Regions from separate parts of the Mus musculus genome. Here region 1 is linked to region 2. A link is a loop called in an ENCODE intact Hi-C map of the cell type or tissue named here. Cell type or tissue: heart. All regions are shown on one strand. Each heading gives the region's core, and the rest is flanking DNA. Links, peaks and the distances in the headings are about the cores only.

Region 1 (9,777 bases), core at 833-8,832, 140 kb after region 2:
TGTCTCCGAGGTGAGTTTCTAGCACTGCCTTCCCATCCAGGAACTGTTGGGAGATGGCACAAGTGGCTCCCTTAACCATTCAGTTTATCTTCACTGGCCACCATTATTTAATCCTTGGTTGTCATTCCCATTCACCAGAACCTACTCCTTAGTCTCCAGAGACCAAGAAAATTTTCACTGGGGTTTACTTTGGCTGCCCCAGCTCCTGACAACAAGGTCCCCCTGTCTGCACAGGTAAAGCATTATCTGTCTCAGCACAGAAGCAGCGGCAGAAACTTGTCTGCCAGAGAGCCAAGCCAAAGAGGCACAGAAATGGATTGCCCGAGGGAAACCATGGTTTCTAAAATGCTGGACCGCCTGCATTTGGAGGAACCCTCCGGACCAGTTCCTGGAAAATGTCCTGAGAGGCAAGCACAGGACACATCAGTTGGGCCTGCCACACCAGCAAGGACATCTTCTGACCCCGTGGCTGGCACTCCTCAGATTCCACATACTTTACCCTTCAGAGGCACAACACCTGGGCCAGTCTTTACTGAGACTCCCGGTCCTCACCCCCAAAGGAATCAGGTGAGACACTGGCAAGACTAGAGCACACCCTCTTACCCAGGAGAACTGCACGGTGATGAGATTAGGCTCTTGAATAGAAAGCCTGAGAGCTCTGTGTTGTTTGCAGGGAGATGGAAGACACGGCACTCCTTGGTATCCCTGGACCCCACCGAATCCAATGACAGGTACCCATTCTTCATTCTCTCTTGCTCTCCCCGCTCAGCTCTCCCATCACCTTCCTCCTCAGCACTTATCTATAGACATGAGTTACTCTGGAGGTGGGAAGGAATGACTAGAGATCATCTAACCCGATCTGCCTCGTTTAAGACGAGGAACATGACATCCACTAGGAGAGGATCCCACTGAGGTCACACAACGAAAGAAAGTCGGGATTGGCTGACTTTTCCCAGCACAGAGTCTGTGAGCCCCCACAGTTCCTTTATTGATAAGCAAGTCCAGAAGGTCTCCCATCAAAGACACCCAAACAGCAGGCACTACTCTTTGAGCTTCTACAAGACTAATTCTGAAGAGGCACAGCTCATACTGGGACGCAGTAGCTAGCAGGTGAAGACCCTGCATTTGCATTCCCCAGGGAGATCACAAGGTGTCGCTGCCCCTTTCCCCAAAGTGCTTGTCAACTTCATCTTTCTAACCTCTGAACCCTCTCACCATCACCTCCTCCTTTCCTCTTAAAGGGCCACCGGCTCTCGTCTTCAACAACTGTTCTGAAGTGCAGATTGGGAACTACAACTCCTTGGTAGCACCACCAAGAACTACTGCCTCAAGTTCGGCCAAGTATGACCAAGCACAGTTCGGCAGGGGTAGGGGCTGGCAGCCCTTCCACAAGTAGACTTCAGAGAATCACTGCAAGAGCCTGAAGTGTGCCATTCAGCGTGGCAATAAAAAGCACGTTTTAAGCAACCTGGACTGGCTAAGACAGTCCTTGCCACTTCCTGAAGCTCACAACATTCTGTGAGGACAGTTGGACCTACACCCAAACTGACTCTTGACCCATCTCCTTAAAGTCAATAAACATAGCATGTTAACTGTGAGAGAGTCTGAGGTGTCAATCCAGGGCATCAGGGATGGACAGCCAGGAGCTGGCTACCCTGGAGGGGGGGGGTGAGGTGTGTGTGGGGGGAGTTGGTGCTACAGGAAAAGGGGACCTGGGGACCAGATATTGAGATATAGGCCACCTCCTGGCTCATAAGGTCAGGGTCCAGCTGGTGGCAGGAAGGAATCAGGGGCTCTGCTCTCTAATGCTCCAGTCTCAGGGTAGGGTACTTCCTCCAGAGCTCAGGGCTGATACCACCCTAAGCCTAGGCTGACAGGAGAAAAGTTCTCCCTTTTCTCCTTGATTTTGAGCACTGGGTTTTGGGGCCCTGGTGAAGGAAGGTGTCTCAGGAAATTCGAAGGCACCCCAGGCTTTCTAGACCACCACACACCTGCTGCACAGACCTCCTGCACCTTGCTTTCCTAGGCATGGCAGCAGGGTTTTTTGTTTGTTTATTTGTTGTTTTGATTCTCTGTATCCAAGAATTGATAACTATATCCAACAAAAAGGAACACCAACTCAAGGAGCTGAAAATGGCCAGACAGTTCACACTTGGCCACATCAGAGGGACCAAGAGTGAACGGGAAATGTCACTCCTGACCTCGCCCACACCCCGGCCCCAGCTGGTACCAGGACACCCCCCCACCTCCCCGCTTTCTCCCAGGCTTTCCTTGGCCTCCCCACTTCCAAATGTTGTATCCTTATCTTGTCACATCCCTTTGTCGTCCCCTTACCCCGTTACCTCGTGTTTCTCCCACGGCCCACCTGCTCATCGACATCGTCGTCGTCGTTAAAGAAAGAGAGAAGGTGATGATTAGAGAATGCAATCTGAGCATGGGAAGCAGCCAGGGGAGTCAGGCTCCAGAACGGGAAGGGGCTGGGCTGTATCGCGGGGAAGTGGGAGGGGGCCTTGGCGCCAAGAGGGAAGTGCCAGTCGCCCGGCAGGCCCTGAGCCACTAGCAAAGCAGCGAAGGTGAGTAGTAGCCATCCCACCCAGGTTCCCTCCTGGAGCCTAGCTTTGCTGAGAGAACTTCTGGAGCTTGACCCAAAGCGGTGAGTCTGCGGCACCTTCTTCTCAGCTCCAGCCAGGACACTAGCACGGTATGGTTTGTGGGAAGGATAAAGAAGTCCTGTCACAGCTGGGAGCCCTGTGAGAGAGCACTTAGCAGGGAACCCTATTGCTGCTGAAAGCTTAGTGGCTTGCCCGAGAGTGGCTTCGGGAGAGATGGGAAAGCGCGGTGGTCCGGGCCAGGTTATTGACTCAGCGCCCTGTGATCCCTAGGGCAGGGGCTCCGGGCTGGGGCGGGGAAGACCATGGCCCGCCTCTTCAGTCCCCGGCCTCCTCCCAGCGAAGATCTCTTCTACGAAACTTACTACAGCCTGAGCCAACAGTACCCACTGCTGATACTGCTTTTGGTCATTGTGCTCTGCGCGCTGGTGGCACTGCCCGCCGTCGCCTGGGCCAGCGGCAGGGTAAGATGGGCTAGATGTGGGAGCTCTAGGCAGGGGCTGCCTCGGGCTGGGGACATTTGAAGATCTGAGATTTGCGAGGTCTTTTAGTTAATAATGTCTTTGCTGGGAACCAAAAACGAAGCGTTGAACCTCGTCATGAATTGTGACTCTGGTTACATGTGACAGAGCTCTCCACCCTCTAAGCTTAGTCTCTGGGTCTATACTAGGACGTAAGTGAGTCCCGAATGCTTCTCGCTGTGTTCTATTGGTTCTCGAGTAAATCCAACACCGGATTTTCCATTTTTCCAGAGAGGAAACTCTACTCATGTCCCTGGGGAGAGTCATTTCCTGACTTTTTCTCTATCCAGATTTGGGAATGTGGGGCTGCTAGCTGTGCCCACAGACTTCCAAAAGATAGTTTTTGCCTTCCTCCATCTTTTTTTGTTTTTGTTTTTGTTTTTTCGTTTTTATTCTGGGCAAGAAAGGGGAACTATTCCACTCTGGGTTTCCCTTTCACTCCTGGGAGGAAAGGTGGGGCAAATGACTGGGAACTAACCCTTGTCTACCCCAAGTCCTGAAAGAGGAGGGACGAGAGGTAGGGTAGTACTGGGGCTTATAGGTTAGAGGAAAGGCAGCCACTCAGAACTCAGTGCTGGGGGGGGCGAGGGGTTGCAGAAACTTGGGCTGCCCTGGTAGACATTTGTCAAGTTTAGTGGTTTGGCTTCAGGAGAAAGGAATTCTTTCTCCCAAGCAAATTAGCCATTTGGATGACATTCACTCCGAAAGCCAAGCGATGCCACCGTTCTCCTTTACCTGTGGGGATAGCCGGGCAAGTCTAGAGTCCCTTGGCTTGAGAGATAGGGACAGGAGGACCAGGAGCTCAAAGTTCTCAGCTGCAGTGAGTTGGAGGCCAGCCCAAGCTACATGAGCCCCTGCCTCCAAACTAAATAAGCAAACAACAAACAAACAAACTCTAACACACCTGCAATGTAGAAGAGCACAGGCTTGCAAATAGCCAAGAGTAGCCCGGCCTCCTGGGTAGCTCTCCCTCGTCCCATGCAAATGTCTGAGATATATTAGGTGGAGCCAGGTGACACTGCTGACCTCTGTGGATAAAACAGTAGGGTTTTAGAAATTTCTCTTGGCTTGATCTAATGTGAAAAACACGTGTCAGTGGCCCCTGTTTCCTTGTGTATGGTTTTTTATATTATTATTCATTTATCTGTGTGTGTGTGTGTGTGTGTGTGTGTGTGTATGTAGGTCAAAAGACAACTCAAAGGTATGAGTTCTCATCTTTTACTACGTGGATTCTGCAAACTAAGCCAGAACATTTGGTGGCCCCCACCATTCCCCACTGTAGCATCTCACCAGCCCTATATCCTTTGTGCGCATGCTTTTCAGATACTTTGCTGAGCTGGTTTGAAGGACACCTAACTTGCTCTTTCTCACCTTGAGAGAACTTCAAAGTATCTCCTCCCAGCCTGGCTTCAGATATCTTTTCTCCGCAGGAGCTGACCTCAGACCCAAGCTTCCTGACAACTGTGCTGTGTGCTTTGGGTGGCTTCTCTCTGCTATTGGGGCTTGCTTCCCGGGAGCAGCAACTGCAGCGATGGACACGACCTCTTTCTGGTCTCATATGGGTTGCATTACTGGCTCTGGGCTATGGATTTCTGTTCACTGGGGGTGTGGTGAGCGCCTGGGACCAGGTGAGGAAAATCAAGGCTTGGGGGAAGGTGAACCTCAAATTTAGACCCTGGGCGCAACATCACGGGCATTCAGCTTCCCACACCCTTCTCCAGGTGTCTTTTTTCCTCTTCATCATCTTCACCGTGTACGCCATGCTGCCCTTGGGCATGCGGGATGCTGCTGCTGCGGGAGTCATCTCATCCCTCTCGCACCTGCTGGTCCTTGGACTGTATCTTGGGTGGCAGCCTGAGTCACAGAGAGCTCTGCTACCACAGGTAAAAATGCAAGTGGTGCCGATAGTGTGCCCAGAGCTGGCTCAGCTGTTTAGTAATGCTGTGAGCATTATCCAAGACATGGCTCGGCCCTCGCAGGAGCCAAGCATTGATAACACCCCTATAGCGACCTCTAGTGTCGCTGCTACATCAGTGCACCATGCCTACCTTTGTCAGAAGAGGGCACTATAGCCATTGGGAAATCAGTCAAGATTCTCTCGCGGGTACAGAAGTAAACCGAGGAGCATTCGTGGAAAACGTGAATCAGAACTGGAGTAGTTTCTTGCAGCTGGAATGGGCTCAGGAGATGAATATGGAAGAATAGCACTCTAGACAGAGGAAATATACATGCAAGATAGCTAGGCCTAAGCGGTCAGGTTGGTTCCACAGCCAAGAAAGAGTCTATAGCAGAGAGCAGAGAAGGAAAGCAACCAACTCTTCCGGATGGATGTCACAAAGTGGCTCCTATTGTTCTGAGATACCTAGGTCCTTAACCATAGAGCCAGCTCTCCTCGACCTGTGTTTGGAACCAACTCCAGCTACACAGATAGACTCCCCCACAGACTAGAGATAGGGGAGTGGTACACTTTCTAAGTCTGGCCTTTGCCCACAGTTGGCAGCAAACGCGGTATTGTTCCTGTGTGGGAACGTGGTGGGAGCGTACCACAAGGCCCTGATGGAGCGAGCATTGCGGGCCACGTTCCGGGAGGCTCTTAGCTCTCTGCACTCACGCCGGAGGCTGGACACTGAGAAAAAGCACCAGGTCAGTAGGACCTAAGAGGCAGAAAGGGACAGCAGCTCAGAAAGAGCAGCTTCTTAGCACCTTCTTTCTAAGTGGCTCTGGGTAATTCATTTGCCTTCCTCAAGTATTTTCTTCCTTTATACAACTGTGACTGTTGCCTGCCCATGGGAGATTGTTGCTAGGCACCAGTTGAAACCCAGTGGGATAGCTGGGGGTGAGACCCTTGCTGCACAAACCTGAGGAGGTGAGTTCAGATCCTAGAACCTAAGCAAAGGTGGACGGAGACAAGGAACTCGGCAAAGCTGACCTCTGACCTCCACCCATACACTGTGGCACATGCGCCCACAAATACATACACCATTCAACAATGATAAATTAAATCTTGGTCGGGTGTAGTGGTGTGCTGTGTCTTTAATATCAGCTCTTGGAAGGCAAAGGCAGACAGACATACCTCTGTGAGTTTGAGACCACCCTGGTTTAGATAGTGAATTCCAGGCCATCCAGAGAAATACATAGTAAGATACTGTCTCAAAATGATGATGATGATGGTGGTGGTGGTGGTGGTGAAAGTTATTATATTAAAGGAAGATTTCAAATTTAGGTGTTGACTTTAGTCCCTAAAAGTGACCAGGACAGATTGGAGTGCTGGAGTCCTGCTGGGTGGACTGGAAGAGTCGGGGAGCTACTAGTAGATAGCATGTAATATGTGGGAGCCTGAATAATTTGAAGGGCCAGGGTTCTTGGTTATAGGGCACAGCAGGGTAGGAGGGGTATCACTCATGGGGCCTTCTCCAGGAGCACCTCCTCTTGTCTATCCTTCCTGCCTACCTGGCCCGAGAGATGAAAGCAGAGATCATGGCCCGGCTGCAGGCTGGACAGCGCTCACGGCCAGAGAACACAAACAACTTTCACAGCCTGTATGTCAAGAGGCACCAAGGAGTGAGGTATGAGGCAAGCCAGCCGGAGGGGAGGTCCCCTGGGCTGCCGCCCTGGCCCTGTTACCATGGCTCACCCCGTTATGTACAGTGTGCTGTATGCTGACATCGTGGGCTTCACGCGGCTGGCCAGCGAGTGTTCCCCGAAGGAGCTGGTGCTCATGCTGAATGAGCTCTTTGGCAAGTTCGACCAAATTGCCAAGGTCAGAGGGGTTTCCCTCTCCACCCCGGGGGGCGGGGGGCGCTAGGGAACCTCTTGCAAGGAAAGCACACATCTTCTAAGAAGTCTTATACTGTAGCCAGGCCAAGCTCCCAAATAATGCGGTAGAACTAAGAACCGCTCACAAACACTCCCACTCGGGAAACTGTCACCATCCCCGAGAGACCTCCCCACATCTGATCTCCTAAGCATGATACCTCCACATCTGTGCAGAGATCTCCAGACATGCTTTCCTTGGGAGGCCTCTCCAGGAGGAATTTCTGTTCCCTATAGCACAGCTTAGCACCTAATCAGGCATGGTGGATGGTGGACGGCTACATTCTAAAGAGGCGTTTGCCTCTTTGCTTCTCATCCTGATATCATGAGCTGATAGAAATGCACTGTACATCTACCCAAACTGAGGAGAACCACAGACACTCCAGTCTTTGATTATTCCTTCTGATGAAGACATTGCCCGAGAGACCTCAGTCCCATATCAAGGGACGCCATAGATCTGACCTAGACATTCCAAACCTCAGAAGTTCTCCAGGAATGCCACAGTTGCTCCCCAACTTCCCCCAACTCCCTCCTACCCCTCTGGCCTCTAACCAGGTTCCTCTACACACCCACACACATACTCCCAGGAGCACGAATGCATGCGGATCAAGATCCTGGGAGACTGTTACTACTGTGTCTCCGGGCTGCCCCTCTCGCTGCCTGACCACGCTATCAATTGTGTGCGCATGGGGCTGGACATGTGCCGGGCCATCAGGTCAGCTCTCGTGTGTGAGCAGGAGAAACTGAGAGCACCAGGTGTTGGGGAGGGGGTGCGGGAGGCAGGGTGGCAGTCCTCCTGGAGAAGAGGAGAATCATGGCAGCACTAAGCTTGTCCCACACTCTGCTCAGGAAACTTCGGGTAGCCACCGGTGTGGATATCAACATGCGTGTGGGCGTGCACTCGGGCAGCGTTCTCTGTGGAGTCATTGGGCTACAGAAGTGGCAGTATGATGTCTGGTCCCATGATGTCACATTGGCCAACCATATGGAAGCAGGCGGTGTACCAGGGTAAGTCCTGGAGCCTGAAACAGCTACTCAAATGGCCGGTTGAGTCTCTCACAGGCTGCTATCCTGTTCACAGTCCCTTCAGACAAGTGCAGGGAAATTCTGAGATGCTGGGCAGCCCTCCCTACAACATGGGTCCTTTCTTGAGGACACAGCTCTGGGAATAGTTTTTGAAAGAAACTAAAGGTTTCGAGGCTTTTCCTCCTGACTCTCACTGTTCCTTACTTCCAGACGAGTGCACATCACAGGGGCCACGCTGGCCCTGCTAGCAGGAGCTTATGCTGTGGAGAGGGCAGACACGGAACACCGAGACCCATACCTTCGGGAGCTAGGAGAACCTACATACCTGGTCATTGATCCTCGGGTAAAAGCTCAGCTCGGACCTCACAGATTAGACCAAGCAGACCACCTAGTCAACAAAGCCAGCCTTTTCTTTTATGCCACAAACTGAGCTGCTGTGTTGTGATGTGGGTGGAGCAGGCCTATAAGGATGTGGGAGAATGGGGAAATATCTCCTTTTGACTCAGACTTCTCATGTCCCAGGCTGAGGAGGAAGACGAGAAGGGCACCGCAAAAGGATTGCTGTCTTCTCTGGAGGGGCACACGATGCGTCCGTCACTACTGATGACTCGCTATCTGGAGTCTTGGGGTGCAGCCAAGCCTTTCGCCCACCTAAGCCACCTTGACAGTCCCGTGTCCACCTCCACTCCACTCCCGGTGTGTACACCTCCATTATATGCCCCCACGCTCCACTCCCCTCACCCACAGTGAATCACCTGGTAATGTGTAGCATTCCTGAACTGCCTGGTTACCCGAGTCAGTGGTTCAGGCTTTCCCTTGCCTTCCCTTTTAGTTCACCTCAGAGAAATGGAAGCTCCCATAGACACCATGGCCACTGAACCTCCACCTCCCCTTCCCCTGTCACCCAAAGGAAATAGCTACCTATGCCCCACTTCCTTCTGATTCAGTGTACCCATCCCACCAGCAAATGCCTCTGTCAGGGTCCACTGCTACGCTTTCCTGTTCTCTTTAATCCTTCCCAACGTTAAGTTTGTGGGCCACCTGGGTTGTGCCTCTACTCCTTATGACTTACATACGAGGCAGATGAGGTGACAGAAAAGAATTGCTCCTGGCCTTGAAGAAGAAAGGCTCTGTGAGCACACGAGGCAGTGGCAGAGGAAAAAGAATTGACTTGCATCTTATCTGGATGAAGCTGGGGCAGGGCCTCTTACTGCTGAGCCTATTTATAAAACTTGGAGGTGACCTGTGACCCACCCATAATGAAAGCTGTTGAATCACTCCCACCCACAGCTTCTCAGGGTCGGTGCTCAATACAAGGCCAGCTCATGGTCCTAAAAGCATGTACCTTAGAATACTCTCCCCTGTTCTTTCTCCTCCCAAACCTGCTCCATACTCCAACCCCCTTTCTGAAGCTCTTCCAGAACATTCTCTCCCAGAACAGCCTGGTTGGGTTTTTTGAGGCATCTTCAGAGAAGAGACTTCTACATTACACCCCTCTCTTTCCTTTCCCACCCAGTAGAAGCAACTCTCGACATCAGTAAACAGCAGATTCTTGTGGGGGGGGGGGGCGCGCACTGGCAGCCGTAGCTCTAGGAAGGACTTTTTCTAAACACCAGCCTAGTGAAAGAAGAGGTCATAGGGGTTAAACAAGCAGGAGGAAGAGGAAGGAAGACTCCAGGAGCCCACACCCTGTTGTAGAGTGAGGCCTCCAAGGTGCAGAGGGAGTAGTGTGTGAAGCTGGTCACAAGCCCAAGGCCCACGAGACAACCTTGCGTGCAATTCCAGTGATAAAAAGGCCCACCAGAGTG
Region 2 (9,777 bases), core at 618-8,617:
TAGCTTCAAGTAAGTGGCTCTACCCATATGATCTCGGTGTTTGAGACCATTGCTGTCCCAGCATATCTCTGTCCGCCCAGAATGAAGCTGTTACCACTGGTGAACCATGTTACCTCTGCATCCATCAAGGGGCTATCCTGAAAATCTGGTTTGGCCCCATGGATGTGGGCCAAAATGTCTGAGTAGTCATGTAGGAGCCTGTCAAGGTCTGAGGCAGGGGACAGAGTAGCTAGGCTTATGGCAGCTGGGGCCTGAAAGGTTATCTTAGGGGGATTTAAGAGGAGAGACAGGTAATGAGTCATTCTGGCATTGGTGATGGTCAGGCTTTGGCCCAGTGACAGTTTGTCAGTATCCTTAACCAGGAGGACAATGAGTGTAATGATGTGCAAACAGGGGTGGGGTAGCATCTAGCAACGGGGTCTCAGATCTCTCATCCACAAAGAGATCGAAAGGTTTAGTCACTTCTGGCAATCCCAAAGCTGGTGTAGAAATTCCTCTCTGGGGCTGGTGAGATGGCTCAGTGGTTAAGATCGCCAACTGCTCTTCCAAAGGTCTCGAATTCAAATCCCAGCAACCACATGGTGGCTCACAACCATCTGTAACAAAATCTGATGCTCTCTTCTGGAGTGTCTGAAGACAGCTATAGTGTACTTACATATAATAAATAAATAGATAGATAGATAGATAGATAGATAGATAGATAGATAGATAGATAAATAAATAAATAAATAAAATATTAAAAAAAAAAGAAATTCCTCTCTGGCCTTGGAGAACCACCTCTGACTTTCTCTTAATATGTTTCTCCCAGGTTTAGGGAGGTTGCCTGTGGTTGGCAGAGGCTCCTGGCTCTCATCTAGGCATTTTTTTTTTTGGTTGGTTGGTTTCTGCTGTCACCAAGAGATGACTCATAAACTGTTGGACAGACTTTATCTTTAGGTTCTAGCAAGACAGAATATTTGGCTCTATGATCAACAAGGAAGCTGGTGGGTTTCCCCTCTATTTTTAGGGCTACCCTGGGCATCTTTTAAGGTGATGGTTTGAATAGGCTTTTTCTTCTTGGGGCATTATCTAGCCCAGTGACCCTCTTTCTTATAAAAAGCACATTGGTTCTTTCTCAAGTGGAGGCGTTTTATCTTTAGGGGCCCCCTTATCTCTTTTTCTGGAAGCCATCTGTTTCGGGCATCTCTTACAGACTTCTGATTCAGTCCAGCCGTGGCTGTCAACAGGATCTTTGTCAGGTCATAAGTCTGCTGCTTCCGCTCTTTAAACTGTCTTTTCTGTGTTTTTTCCCCCCCTAAGTAGGTTTGGCCTCTCATCTTGAGTTCAGATCCTCAGCACACACATAAAAATCTGGGTGTGGTGGTACCTAACTGGCCGCTGCAGATAGGCAGGTCCCTGGCACTCACCCGCCAGCGAAAGAGCTGGAATCAGTGAGAAAGGCTGCCTCAAAAAAACAAGGAGGAAGACACTCAGTGTTGATCTCTGGTCTCTACTTACGCAGGCTCGTGCACGCACACACTCAGACACACACACACACAGAGACATACAGAGACACACACAGACACATAGAGACACACAGACACATAGAGACACACACACACAGACACACATAGAGACACACAGACACAAACACACACACACACACACACACACACACACACACACACACACACACAAAATAAGCCCTGCTTTAATTTCCATCTGCTGCCCTGTGAGGTTCAGACTCATGACTACAGAATCCGCTCTCACCTGAATATCCAACCAGTTTGCTTGTCATCACTACAGATTTTGGACTTAGCTCCCAAAAGGTGTAAGACAGATCCTTAAAATAAATCTCTCTCATATATCTGTGTATTACATTTACATGTATACATACCTATAATGTACAGAGGATATAATTTATCCCGTTGGCTCTGCTTCTCTGGAGAATCCTAATAAGGATTTTATAAGGTTCTTTTTATGTTTTTATTAACACATTAATCATACATAATAATGGGCTTCATCATGACATTTTCATATGCATATATAATGAATTTTGATCACAGTTACCCCCATCTCTCTCTCTTCTGTTCCTATTCCTGCTGATATCTTCCAGTTTTGTAAGGGAAGAGGGACATTTTGGCCTACAAGGGTTTGTTGTTGTTGTTGTTTTATTTTTGAGATTATAATCACATGCATGTCTGTGCATGCACATATGCATGTGTGTGAATGCACATATTTGTGTGTGTGACCCAATGGGTTTCTTTGGGTTGCTTCCAGGAACATGAGTGCCTTACCGTTGAAGAAAACCTAAATACCTCTTCTTCTTCCAGCGACCATTAAGTATCTGATCCTGAGAAAGAGAGGGGGCCTTGCGAGTCCCTCGCCCATGACAGGATGTCCAAGGGCCTGATCCTGTTCAGGTCTTATATAGTTAGTTACAGCTATACATATACAAATGCATCCTGCTCTCTATAATGTTACTTGTCTGTATTTTCAGAGCTGACCACTTGGTATAGATAACCAACTGGTGTGCTCTTCCCTGGGGAAGACAGTCTGTCCCCTTCTCAGTCCTGCCCATCTCCTCAGTCTTCCCAGCAGCAGCCACAATCGTACCGTCTAGCTCTGCTGGGCAGCCAACAGCCCTGCCAATCGTCTTATTGTTTTGGGGGGCCTAGAAGGTAGCCTGCCCCTGACACTGTGGTTTTCATCTCAGAACCCGTAGCTTCTGGGGACAGCATTACCCGCCTATGCGTGGCATCTCCAATCTAGTTTCACGTCGGCGGATGGGATGTGTGTACATGTGGGTGGGTGCCTTCAGAGTCCAGAAGAGGGTGAGATCCCCAGGAGCTGGAGTTACAAGTTGCTGTGAGCTGCCTGACACTGGTGCTGGAAAGGGAATTCTTCAAGAGTGGCCAGTGTGCTTAACCCCTGAGCCATCTCTCTGCTACTAATTTTATCTTTTCATTAGCTTGCTAAGTGTCAGCTTTTCATGTACTCTTAGTTTGAGCCAAACGTATTATTGGGGTTCTGAAGAGAACAGAACTTATAAAATAAGTGTGTTTTTGTGTTTGTGTGTGTTTGTGTGTGTTTGTGTGTGTGTGTGTGTGTGTGTGTGTGTGTGTAGACATAGATGTATGATTTATTAGAGTGGCTTACAGACTGTGGTCCAACAAGAGCTGTCTACCAACGTAAGGTCCAAGAACTCAGTTCTTGGTGAATACGCAGGACTGAATGTCTCTGCTGGTTTGGGGCACACACTAGAATCTCAAAGACGTGGGCTCTGATGCCACTGAAGAAATGGGCTTGCCAGTGAGACTGAGGGCTAGCAGGCAAAGAGCAGAATCTTCCTTCTCCCACATCCTTTATGGCTGCCACTCGAAGGTGTGGCCCAGATTAAAGGTGGATTTCCCCAACTCAGAAGATCTAGATTAAAAGTGGGTCTTCACATTTCAAATGATTTTAGGGAAAAAAAAAAATCCCTCACTGGCGGCCCCAACCTCGGATTTTAGTTAACTCCAGATGTAGTCATTACCAGCAGGCCCAGCCATCACCCTGCAGCATCCCCATCCTTTCCTCCTCTGTCTGCCCCGCCCCCACCTAAACAATCCCATCCCCAGCATTCCACCTCCTTCTTTCATATCATACATCTTCGACTCCCTTCCTACTACCAGGAAACCCCTCCCCTCTCATGGACCCTGCTCTAGTTCCCTGGTCTATGTACACACTCGCTCCCACGTTAATGCACACACATAAAAACCCAAAGCCGGGATCTGCATATGCAAGACATGAACCATTAGCTTGCCATAGCTGGGTCACCTCACTTAACATAATGTTTTCCAATCCCATCTAATTTTCCCACAAAATTTGTACTTTATTTTTCATTACCACCAAGTAAATTCCATTGCGCATATGCACCTTGTTTTCTTTATCCGTTCAAAAGCTTTTCATTAAAAAGTGAAAAGGCAACTGAAAGGAACTTGGTATGGGGCATCAGTGGGGCAGACCCCTGCACAGGAGGAGGGCAGCTGGGGCCAGTGCTGTCCTACCAGGGTTGCCAACGATACTCACCAGAGCAGACATCTTGAGAAGACCTTCTTGTTCCCTTTGTTCTGTGTGTGTGTGTGTGTGTGTGTGTGTGTGTGTGTGTGTGTGTGTCTGTGTGTGTGCTGTGTCTGTGTGTGTCTGTGTGTGTGTGCTGTGTCTGTGTGTGTCTGTCTGTGTGTGTCTGTGTGTATGTGTCACTGTTTCTGTCTCTCTGCTTCTTTCTCTCTCCCTCTCTCCCCTTAACTTCCCTCCCTTTCTCCCTCCTTTCCACCTTTATTCGGTTACAGGAATATTCTCAACCAGCACACAGCAGACCAGAGCAGACAACCAACATTGGAAAGTAAATGTCCCTGAAGTAGCTTCATCATAATGGTTGAAGACTAGCGCATGAAGAGCCCAGTTTCATCACTTTCTCCCACAGTCCCCAGGTAACCAATGTAACCCCTCAGTTGCCCGCAGAGGTTAATTTCTCACCAACATGCACTGTGCTTTCTTTCTTCTTTCCTTCTGTTTCATTTCTTCCCTGCTCCAGGAATAGTTCTAGGAATCACATCACTGATAAAATACTTGTATTCAGATCTTTGTCTCAGGGATTGTTTCTGGGGTGGGGGTTAGGAGGGAACGACCAATCTAAAATAGGCCCAGGAATCTAACTATTTGTATTGTGGTTAAATAATGTGGTATTGTAAAGGCATCATCTAAAGCAATAAAAAAAATCGAGATGGAGTCCAGAAAGGGACCCACTGGCATATAAGCACTCGGATGTTCAGGGGAGGGGAAAGGACAACTATGCCATGAATTAAATCTGACTCCCATTTGTGGACTCAAAAACCAATTCCTGATCGTGAGCTGGTGAATAACAAAGCAGAACTCCCTGACGATGCACTAAGAAGATACCTGCATCACTTTTTAGGAAGTGGCAGGTCAGGCAGATTTCTTCTCCACACACAAAACAGCACGAAGCCAGCTCTCTGCCTCGCACGGTAGGGACTAATAAATTCCTGCCACAAAAGACATCCTGTCTATACAGCATGTGTGCATCTGTCCACTAGATGGCAGCAGAAGTCCTTGTTTATCGCCCATTATGACAAAAATGTGTCCAAGACAGCAACAAAAAAGGTCTGTAGTTGAAAGACCTAAAAGGGAAGGAGGAAAAACAAGATGTCCTATTAAATTTGAACTTTGGATAAAGAAGAAAAAGTACAAACATCCACACGTACACATGTAAACACACAGAAAAATAGTGAGGTATCTTTCACACTGGACTCCATGGCACAGACCTGTTATTCCAGTTTCTCAGGAGGCTGTGGCAGAAGGGATCAACCCTTGGTTCCCTGAGCAACCAAGAAAGCTCTCACCTCAAAATGATAGAAAAGTCTATGGGGCCATCAAGGTGGTTCTGTGAATAAAGCGCCTGAGCTAGGTCTGACAGCCTGAGTTCAATCCCTGGGACCCACAGAGTGGAAGGAGATGGCTCACCCTACAAGCTGGCCTTCGACCTCCTCACATACACAAACACATTCATGCGCACACTGTGCGAGCATAAGTGCATTCACACTAAATAAACAAAACGTAATCAAAGTTGTAAGTTTACACAAGAAGACTGGGGCTGGGGATACGGCTGAGGCACATGGCCCTACGTTTAATCAGAAAGGTGTTGTTGTTGTTGTTGTTGTTGTTGTTGTTGTTTACTGTTTACCTAGTATCCATATTTACTTGAGTATCCTCTATTTTATATGATTTTCTACTGAAGGGTACAAAAAAGTCACTCCATAATTGAGAGTTATTGTCTTGAAATAAAAGTTATTTGATGAATTGGACTATAAGAAAGATTTCTAGTCATCAAAAGGTGCCATCAAGTGGCAAGGGAAAGGCACAGAGTGGGCGCACTGTCTAAACCATGTGTGGAGGCAAGAGCTTTCTTTAACCCCAGCACTCAGGAGACAGAGGCAAGGGAAGCTCAGGCCAGCCAGGGCTACGTAGTGAGGGGGGGTGTATCACATGTATGTAGACACAGACCACAGCTGTCACCCGAAGACTTTATTCTGAGCCAAATATGAGTGGCCATAGCCGAGGAACCCAGAATTCAGATTGCCCTGAATAAACTATTCCACCATGGAAAATGCTTGCATGTTTCTATAGTCATAGAACAAGAGATAGTCGTGACTCAAGGTATTTACCAACACACTGGTGTAGACAGCAGATGGACAGGTTACAGCAAAGTGCAGAAAAATTTGCCATGGCATTCGGATGCTTTCTGATGCCATCCCGAGCACATGGCTGGTGTAAAGCTGTGGTCTACTACAAATCCACCCCCAGAGGTTTTGTCTGATAGTCAGAGGATGTCAGGTCAGATGCAGATGATGGGCAATGAGTGAGATGGAGATAACCCAGAATAATCTGCTCTGAATCTGCACTATTCCAACTCTTTTCTAAAGCTCTAATCAGCCTTTGTGGAATCTTAACACAGGTGTGGCTTTTTCCTTGGAACTTAGTCTACAAATAGGAACAAAGAACTCTCACATACACAACTTGTAAAGTATGCATTTCAATGATAAGCAAAGGTCAGATGGACAGGTGTGGACAGGCATGGCAGCACACACCTTTAATCCCAGCACTCAGGAAGCTGAAGAAGGGAGATCTCTGTAAATCCAGATAAAATTAGACAACTCTGGCTGGAGAGATGGCTCAGTGGTTAAGAGCACCGACTGCTCTTCCAGAGGTCCTGAGTTCAATTCCCAGAAACCACATGGTGGCTCACAACCATCTGCAATGGAGTCTGATGCCCTCTTCTGGTGTGTGTCTGAAGAGAGCAATGGTGTACTCATATAAAATAAATAAATAAATCTTTAAAAAAAATAAAATAAATAGTTGACAACTCAATAAAAGCAAAATCAAAAGACTTGAACAAAGAAATTAACAAAATAATACATGTTTAAGCTACTGTTAGTAATTAAATTACTAATAAACGTGCCGACCTTTGAACTGCATTAGTTACCAGGAGAACACAAAATAGGCCCCAAAGCAATAGCGTAATACACTCACAAGAATGGTTACAATTGAAAAGATGATAATTCCAGGGGGAGAAACAAGAACTCTTATCCACTGTTATAATAATTTACAACTTCAATATGCCCATATAAAAACATAGTCTAGTTATTATAATTATAAGCTATGTGCCTAGGTTGGGCAAATCTGGTGCTATATACTGACTTATTCCCCAGCTATGAGATCCTTTTTGACTTGTGGTTTCTCTTGGTCACTTGGTGCTGCTCTATCATGGCTTCCTCCTCCTCCTCCTCCTCTTCCTCCTCTTCCTCCTCCTTCCTCCTCCTCCTTCTCCTTCTCCTCTTCTTCTTCCTCTTCCTCCTCCTCTTCTGTCCTCTCTCTCTTCTCTTCTTGTCCTCTCCCTCACTCCCCCAAATCTCTCATCCCACCTTCCCCCTCCACTGCCCAAGCACAGGCTCTAGCCTTTATTGACCAGTTAGGATGGGGAGAAAGTTCACATGAGATCACCTGACTATGGGATTGACGGCTGATCCATTGTGGGCAATCCCTTTCGTGGAAACAGAATTAACATCAGAATACAAACAGCACCAGGGCAACCCACAACATTTCCCCCTTTTGCCCAATTAAAAAGGCTCTTTCTCTCAATATAAATTAGGCACAACTATAACAATTATGTAAATTATAAAGTATGAAATACATTTAACATGTAGTCCATCATATTTGTCAATTTAGATAAAGCATTCTACCATCTCTCCTAACTTAAAGAGTTTACAGTTCCGTGCCTGAATTATGCTGAGTTTAACTTGCATTGCCATCTGAAATCCATCCTTTCACATCTGGAACTTCTTCTTTAATGCTGAACAGTTTAGGTTCAATTATGAGACTATAACTAGTCTTCAACCCCGTCAGAGATCTGAGAAGAAATTAAATTAAATATTACCTGAATATGTAGGAAGCACAAAGACCAAACATATACAATTTGTAGAGACAGCTGGCTGCCTGCACAGTGCCTTAATTCCTTATGAAGGTGTGCAATGCTCGTATGTGTGGAATGCTCAGTTCCACACCTGAGAACACACCCAGATATCTGCACTGGGTGATGATAAACCATGAATAAGAGCAACACCAAGTTCTGCAGAACAACTCAAGGTCCATCAACAACACAATGAATAATTAAAACTGTGACAAGGACAAACAACAGGGACCAGCAACAAGCAGTAACCAGTCACAAAACAGGTGAATTTCTCAATCAAAATGTCAAGTATAACAAAGGATAGATTTTTGTTTATTTGTCTGTTTGTTTATTGTTTTGTTTGTTTCGTTTGGTTGGTTGGTTTGAGGCGTTTCTCTGTGTAGCTCTGGCTGTCCTGGGACTTGCTTTGTGGACTAGGCTGACCTCAAACTCAGAGATTCACCTGTCTCTGCCTCCTGAATGAGGTATTACAGGCATGTGCCACCACACCCAGCTTGCAGATTTTTTTTTAATTTATTCTTTTCTCATACAATACATCCCAACCACAGCCCCCTCCCTCCACTTCTCTTAGTTCCATTCACACCTCCTCTCAACCAAAGACAGCATAATACAACACAATAAGACTAGGCACATACCTCATACTAAAGCTGGACAAGGTAATCCAGTTGGAGGAAAAAAGGGTCCCAGGAGCAGGCAAAAGAGTCAGAGGTACCCCTTCTTCCACTGTTAGGAGTCCCACAGACACCCCAGCTAAACAACCATACAATGTAAGCAGAGGACCTAGCACAGACCCTGGGCAAGCTCTGTGATCTGTGCTTCAGTCTCTGATCCCTGCTCAGTTGATTCTGCAGGCCATGTTCTGGTGTCCTCTACCCCTCTGGCTCCTACAATCCTTCCACAGGGTTTCCCAAGCTCCCCCTAATACTTGTCTGTGGGTCTCTGCATCTATTTTCATCAGCTTCTGGAAGTAGCCTGTCTGTCTTGTGACAGTTAAATAGGCAGCCATCTATTAGTATAGCAGAATATCATTAGGAATCACTTTTTTTTGCTTTTTGTTTTGTTTTTTTGTTTTGGTGGTGGTGGTGGTAGTGGTTTGGTTTGGTTTGGTTTGGCTTCTGGTTGTTTAGTTTTTTGTTTTGTTTTGTTGGGTTTTTTTTTTGTTTGTTTGTTTTGTTTGATTGGTTGGTTGGTTGGTTTGGTTGGTTGGTTGGCTGGCTGGTTGGTTGGTTGGTTGGTTGGTTGGTTGATTGGTTGGTTGGTTCTATCCTAGGTCTCTGAGCCACGCACCTTCTGGCTCCTGGCCATCCACTATGTGTTGGGCATGGGCTCTCTCTTGTGGCTTGGACCAGACATTGCTTGGCTGCTCTCACCAACTCTGAGCCACCCTTGTTCCAGCAGGTAGGACAGCTGTGAGTGGAAGGTTTTGGGGCTGGGTTGGTATCTCACTGGGAGCCTTGCTATGTTACCAAAGATGGCCTGTACAGGCTCCGTATCCTCCATTGCTAGGAGTCCGCTCTAGGTTCACCCTCCCAGGTTCCAGGCAGTTCTTACTGCACTAGGTTTCCATATGGTCCCCTAAATGCCCCCATTCCAGGCTTCTCTCCCTTCAACCCTCCCCCACCATCTGATCCTTCCTGTTCCCATCCCCTCCCACCCCAAAATTGATTCTATTTCCTCTCCCCTGGAAGACCCAATTGTCTTCCCTAGAGCCCTCTGTATTACTTAGCCTCTCTGGGTCTGTGAATTGTAGCATGATTATCTTTTACTTT

The links. Peaks named below come from ENCODE experiments on the same cell type or tissue, not always from the same donor. Only the 100,000 strongest peaks of a DNase experiment are listed, where the experiment ranks them.
Region 1: it touches region 2 in a loop (4-fold over the local background); 11 of 42 quality-filtered maps call a loop at or near these places.

What each region holds. Positions count from the first base shown.
Region 1 is chr14:55,776,816-55,786,592 of GRCm38, reverse strand. Adcy4 (adenylate cyclase 4) reads left to right here and starts at 2,521. Exons shown (of 26, transcript NM_001361604.1): 1 at 2,521-2,701; 2 at 2,883-3,073; 3 at 4,561-4,758; 4 at 4,852-5,013; 5 at 5,624-5,773; 6 at 6,548-6,696; 7 at 6,779-6,890; 8 at 7,531-7,658; 9 at 7,793-7,951; 10 at 8,180-8,312; 11 at 8,492-8,665. The coding sequence starts at 2,915. It overlaps Ripk3 (receptor-interacting serine-threonine kinase 3), which reads left to right. Exons shown (of 10, transcript NM_019955.2): 7 at 1-10; 8 at 235-567; 9 at 674-731; 10 at 1,242-1,598. The coding sequence ends at 1,396. It overlaps Gm32092 (a long non-coding RNA gene), which reads right to left and starts at 2,514. Exons shown (of 5, transcript XR_874644.2): 1 at 2,343-2,514. In heart, for the core only: a CTCF peak has its summit at 1,138 (motif pointing right); DNase peaks (open chromatin) are centred at 2,502, 3,312, 3,832, 5,002 and 1 weaker place; H3K4me3 peaks cover 3,061 bases; H3K27ac peaks cover 2,439 bases; H3K27me3 peaks cover 3,966 bases.
Region 2 is chr14:55,914,166-55,923,942 of GRCm38, reverse strand. No RefSeq gene overlaps it. Among named protein-coding and RNA genes, the nearest start is that of Sdr39u1, 19 kb to the right of the region's middle. In heart, for the core only: a CTCF peak has its summit at 5,063 (motif pointing right); a DNase peak (open chromatin) is centred at 5,042.